Linked DNA regions of Homo sapiens: region 1 is linked to region 2. Evidence: chromatin loops called from intact Hi-C (ENCODE). Cell type or tissue: endothelial cell of umbilical vein. All regions are shown on one strand. Links, peaks and the distances in the headings refer to the core of each region. The heading gives the core; the rest is flanking DNA. Region 1 overlaps CTNNB1 (catenin beta 1). Region 2 overlaps ULK4 (unc-51 like kinase 4).

The links. Peaks named below come from ENCODE experiments on the same cell type or tissue, not always from the same donor. Only the 100,000 strongest peaks of a DNase experiment are listed, where the experiment ranks them.
Region 1: a loop joins it to region 2, with 4 times the contacts of the local background. A loop is called at or near these places in 6 of 110 quality-filtered maps.

What each region holds. Positions count from the first base shown.
Region 1 is chr3:41,202,052-41,204,851 of GRCh38, forward strand. The region is part of intron 1 of CTNNB1 (catenin beta 1); the gene reads left to right. Among named protein-coding and RNA genes, the nearest start is that of CTNNB1, 3.9 kb to the left of the region's middle. In endothelial cell of umbilical vein, for the core only: a CTCF peak has its summit at 1,141 (motif pointing left); DNase peaks (open chromatin) are centred at 490 and 1,070; H3K4me3 peaks cover 870 bases; H3K27ac peaks cover 476 bases.
Region 2 is chr3:41,715,572-41,718,371 of GRCh38, forward strand. ULK4 (unc-51 like kinase 4) reads right to left here. Exons shown (of 37, transcript NM_017886.4): 23 at 2,157-2,290. Among named protein-coding and RNA genes, the nearest start is that of ULK4, 250 kb to the right of the region's middle. In endothelial cell of umbilical vein, for the core only: no CTCF peak of the experiment used is centred there; a DNase peak (open chromatin) is centred at 1,110.

The sequences.
Region 1 (2,800 bases), core at 69-2,568, 510 kb before region 2:
GTATTGTTGAAACTAGGGATGTAGAGAATTAAAAGTTTGAATATAATTATTTTGTAGTTATAAGTAGCAGTGAAATTAAATCTCCTGCAATAGACTATAGAAGTATATTTAGCCAAATGAAACTTCAGTGTTATTGAAATGAAATAATACATCTGTCCTGTTACAAGATTATTTTTATTTCTCTTGTGGTTTCCTAGCTTCTGATAATCAATAATTGTAGATGAGTAGGTGGTAAGTTTTAAGTTTGTACTTTGAGCTTAGTCGGAAGCATGCTTGACTGCCAACCCGGGGCACAAAGGATGAAGGCTTTTAGAACTGGACAAACTTCTAACAAAAGGTATTTGCAACTCTTTTGTAGTGTGTCATGTTGATTTGTGACATTGTTTTTGAAAATATGTGTTAACTTAGTTTTCTTGTAGCCCTCTTTTTATTGGAACTGTGGTATCTATTGTTGAAACTGCTTGACTGAGAACATTTTTATACCATAAAAGTAAATAGTAAACATAGCCCAGGAGCGGCTTCTGGTTTGTCCATCGTATGTAGCCATTGCCTCCTTGTACTCTCATTGAGAAGATACTGATTTGCAGATTCAGTTGTCCTTCTCTAACAGACTATTTATGTAATATTGCAGTTGTGATTGTGATAGGTAAGTGGACCAGTCGGTTAAAATAAATACTCAGGTTTCACAAAAGGAAAATAATATGATTTGTGTTGATCTAAATGAGTATAGGAGTTAACTCCTATAGTTTTTCATCACTTAAACTCAGGGGAAAGTTCTTTATTTCCTCTGTTTACTTAAGAATGCTGCTTTTGTGTTTCATGCAAGACTGAGCTTGACTCAGTTTGAAACCTAGGCTCATCTGTTGAGGCCTGAACCCTGCTGTCCTTGAAGTATGCATATAATTTGCTTCCTTCCTAAGGAAAAATAAGCTCTTGAAAGATAAAGTCAATCACATTAGGAACCCATTTTTAGGGTTTAGCCACTTTTTTTTTTTTTTTTTTTTAACTCATGGGCATCTCTTCTGTTAAGAGACATTCCCCACTCTCCAAGTTTCCCTCAAGCCTGAAGCAGCAGAGTGAGTAGTGTTGGAGCATGTTTTCATTGCATGCTTGGGTCATGTTGAGTGCCCTCCAGTGGATATAGTATAATGCTTGTGATTTTTTTTTTTTTAATTCCAAACAAGTTTATGTGGGATATATTTAGGAATAGTTCTGATGAGGGAGAATCAACTAAGAAACCTTTGATTTCTAAAATAATTAATATCATTACTGCTAATTAAAATACAGGCTTGAGAAAATGTCTTCTCAGCCAATATTTGCAGTAGAAAAGTCGGGAGGTTTTTTAAGGTCACTTTGAGTAGGCAGTTCTGCTTAAATATATCATAATGATAAACCAGAATCTCAGTATAGTACTTTAGGAGGTAAAAGATCATAATATTCAGTTATATTGATGAATTACAGCAACTGAAATTCTCAGAAAAAAATTAATGAAAATGTGAATTGTCAATTTGTCTAAAATCATTCACAGAGTAAAACATAAGTGCTCAACTTGATTATATTAGGAAATAGATAGAAATAAAGGTAATTGAGCCAGTGTATGTGACCTAAAATATAATGCCCTTAGTGACCATAGGGTTGGTCTCATTTGTACATAGTGGTGGGCCATGATGAACTGTGTTTTGCCCTTTGAATTTTTCCTTAAAAAGCTTTCTCTAGGCTCCTATGTTCATGGTTTTTCTGTTAGTAATATTATTTTCTGAAAATCCATGTTTCAAATCAGAATCTAATTAGCAACAGGAATGAAGCTTATTCTAAATTAGTTTTTGGAAGTTAAACGGTCAGCATATGGAAATTTTTCAGGGTTTAGATTTTTAAAAATTTGTTTTTCAGAATATGTTGCTGGAATGAAAACGTTAGCGTAGGGACGGAAAATGACACTTACCAGTGATTGCTTTACTTTGCCTGTGGAATTCAGTGTAATTTTGTGGAAACATTGGTATATGATTTTTTACTACTTAAGAAATGTATTGCTATAGTTAGGGTTTTTTTTTTTTTAAAGGCAAGAATGCCTCAAGTGCTTTATGTGAATGATTATTTCAGGATGGATTAAATATTCCTCCATCAAGGACCATACTTGTAAATCAGTGATTTCCAAGTTGGTGCTTAGTATTTACAGCATTTACTGTCTATAAGCTTCTGTTCTGATTTTTCAAGAGTTTTCTGAGAAATGAGAGTAGGCTTAAAAGTTCTTTGAAAAATTATGTACATACAACTTACTGAAAAAAATTGCTACCGGGGACTTAATTTGTCTCTTGAAATGGGCTACTTGCCTTCATTAATGTAGCATACTACAATTTGATGTTCAAGATATGTTACTAAGAATAAGATCGCTTTCAGAAGCCTTATATAGGATTGGTCTTACTACATTGTAGTGGGAATGGCTACTCAAATGTCTCCAGGGCCAGTTAGGTATTGGGTAAATGGGACCATGCAGACTATTAAAAATTGAAGTGCACATGAAGCAGCCAGTCATAAGCAGCTCCAGCCACTGTGTGGGAATATAGTTTATGTTGCCAGATCATCTGATTTCTTTCCCCTAAGTGGGAAATCCAGATCAATGTACATCTCTTGATTTGCAAGTGTTGGTGAACAAAATTCATATTTTAAGATGCTGTATTCAGCACAAATTAAATACACTTATTTGCTGAATACTGCCAGTTTGTCCCTCTGCAGTAGTACCATTTGAAGTACAGTGTTTTCATAATGATTCTGTGAAATGACTGGTTCTGTGAATGTACAT
Region 2 (2,800 bases), core at 3-2,502:
TGAAGCACAGCCCAGAGCATATGTGGAGGTTAAAAACCACAAATACTTAGGAGCCACTGGTCATTGCTTGAATACCCATGGGACTTCTAAGGTAATTAATCTCCAAATAAAATAAGCAGATATACTTATTCACAAGTACTGAAATTACAACAGACACTTATGGCCTCCGGGGACAGAATGTGATATTCTGCAAAGACACTATAAATAAACTTAACGTCTCATTTGGAAATGAAAAATAAAATTTAATAAATTATTATAATAGAGTAATAGCTTTAGAATTTTTTTTTTGTATTTTCCAAATTTCAATCATGAGCACTTGTTGCTTTTGCAAACAAGAAAAAATATTTAAAATAATAAATGGGCCAGGCGCAGTGGCTCATGCCTGTAATCCTAGCACTTTGGGAGGCCGAGGTGGGCAGATCACGAGGTCAGGAGATCGAGACCATCCTGGCCAAAATAGTGAAACCCCATCTCTAATAAAAACACAAAAATTAGCCTGGGCATGATGGTGTGCGCCTGTAGTCCCAGCTACTTGGGAGGCTGAGGCAGGAGAATCACTTGAATCTGGGAGGTGAAGGTTGCAGTGAGCTGAGATAGTGCCACTGCACTCCAGCCTGGGCGACAGAGCAAGACTCTGTCTCACAAAATAATAATAATAATAATAATAATAATAATAATAATAATAAGTGAACGAATTACAGAACACGACTTACAACTATCAAAAAAAAGAGAATAGGTTGGAGGTAAAAAGAGGTCAATTCCCAAAACTTCTCATTGGATGATAAATCTAACAATAAATAAAACTTGCTTTGTGGACATCAGAATCTTATCGCCATACCCTAAAACAGGATAAGTCCGGTAATAAAGAATTTAGCTACCAACTGACCAAATTATAGCCTTCAGGTTTGAGGTAAAAAAGCTTACAATCCGAAATAAATTTTGAGAGGCTCTATTTTCAGTCATCAACAGGCAAAAATAATCTCCTAAAGCATCAGTAAGGGGCAAAAAAGTTGCTGTCAGTTAGCCTTGAAGACATTTTCATTACTTTGATTTAATGTTCTGAATTCCTGAAACTAAGTACCCTCTACTATAATAGCTTGGATCAAATTTAACATTCTAAACATTTCTGGTTTATAGCTACATCTGCTGGAAAAGCATGGAATGGGATTTAAGCTACACATACATGCTCCCAAGGTTATTTTAATTTCTGCAAATAACAATGAAATAAGGTATTTCTTTAGCTGTAATAAACATCCTTTGCAAATCATTATTAGATGTTTTATCTTAAGATAAATTTTTCAAACCAAAGAAAGTTTCAAACTTTGAACTTTAAATGAATATCAAAATTCCTTAATATCACATTTTAATATTCAAAATTAAAATCCATGCATTTTTATTCTCATTTATTGTGGGAGTTAAAAAATGATTATATGGCAGTAGAAAATGGAAAGACAGATAACAAAGGCTGAGAAGGGTGAATGGATGTGGAGGGATGAGGAAAAAAAGTGGGTCAAAGGGTATGAACATACAGTAAAATAGAAGAAATAAATTCAGTGTTTGATAGCAGAGCAGGGTGATTATAGTTAACAAAAATGTATTATAGGTGGGTGACGGACACCCTAAATACCCTGGCTTGATCACTATGCATTTTATACATATAACAAAATTTCTCATATACCCAATACATTTGTATAAATAAAAGAAAATCTTGTTTCAGCAAGGGAAAAAAAATAAATAAAATCTATTCAAAGTTTTTTTAACAATAAATAAATTTGTGCTCTAATTTCAAGAGAAAATTCTTTTCTTCTGATTTAGGCAAAAAAAAACTTACGAAAAGTTACCCCCAAATACTAGCATAAGTCCAATTTTAAGCAATTAAACCGCTTTTCTTTTGTATATTTTCTAAAATGGCCAGTTTACCTCGGATCACACCTTAATGTGGCATTGTCTCATCATGCCTCATCATGTCATTGATGCAAAATAATTACAAAAACAGATAAAGCAAATTTAAATCTTGAAACTACATATTCGTTAAAAAGTGTCTGCATTTGCCTTCAAGAACAGACAAGTAAGAATAAAAAAGAACTGATGCCTAAAAGCCAAGTCTTAGAAACGTAAAAGCAGAAATGGGGCCTGAGGATGAGACTCCAATTTACCCAGGATTCGTGGCAGCTCCTGCACAATGTGACAGATGAGAAGATCCAGGCATTTGGACAGGTATTCATTGCCACTTTGCTGCTCCTTGCCTGGAGTGGTCTTTCTGCTGTCTCTCTCGATGTACATCACCAGTCTACATACAGGAAAGTGCAAAGATTACCTCTCATGATAAAACACTTGATAGCATCTATCCAAAAATGCCGCCAAGGCAAGTGTTTCCAGAGGGCACCCTCCCAATCATATTGACGTTTAGATTTGTAGCAACTTGTCGGGCACAATTTTTGCCTCAGAAAACTCAAAACATCTATAAAGAAAGAAAATAAAGCAACTTCAGATCTCTCTGCTAATATCCTGATTCCATTTGCCTTGGCGAATGGAAACGAACAATATTCTCCAGGTGATAAATGAAAGACAAAGAGATGTCTGGACAGAAGAGGGCTCTTTATGTTTCAAAGGTTCAAAGTAAAGCCACAAGTTAACTGCATATTTGTTTATCATTAGTATTCAATTTGCTTGGGACCCTAGATAATTCACATGAATTTCAATTGTCTCATCCAAAGAAAATGTTTCATTTTAACACTGGGTTATACAGATGGCAGACAATATCTAAATATCTGGCTTTTACGTGTCTCTTTATCTACTA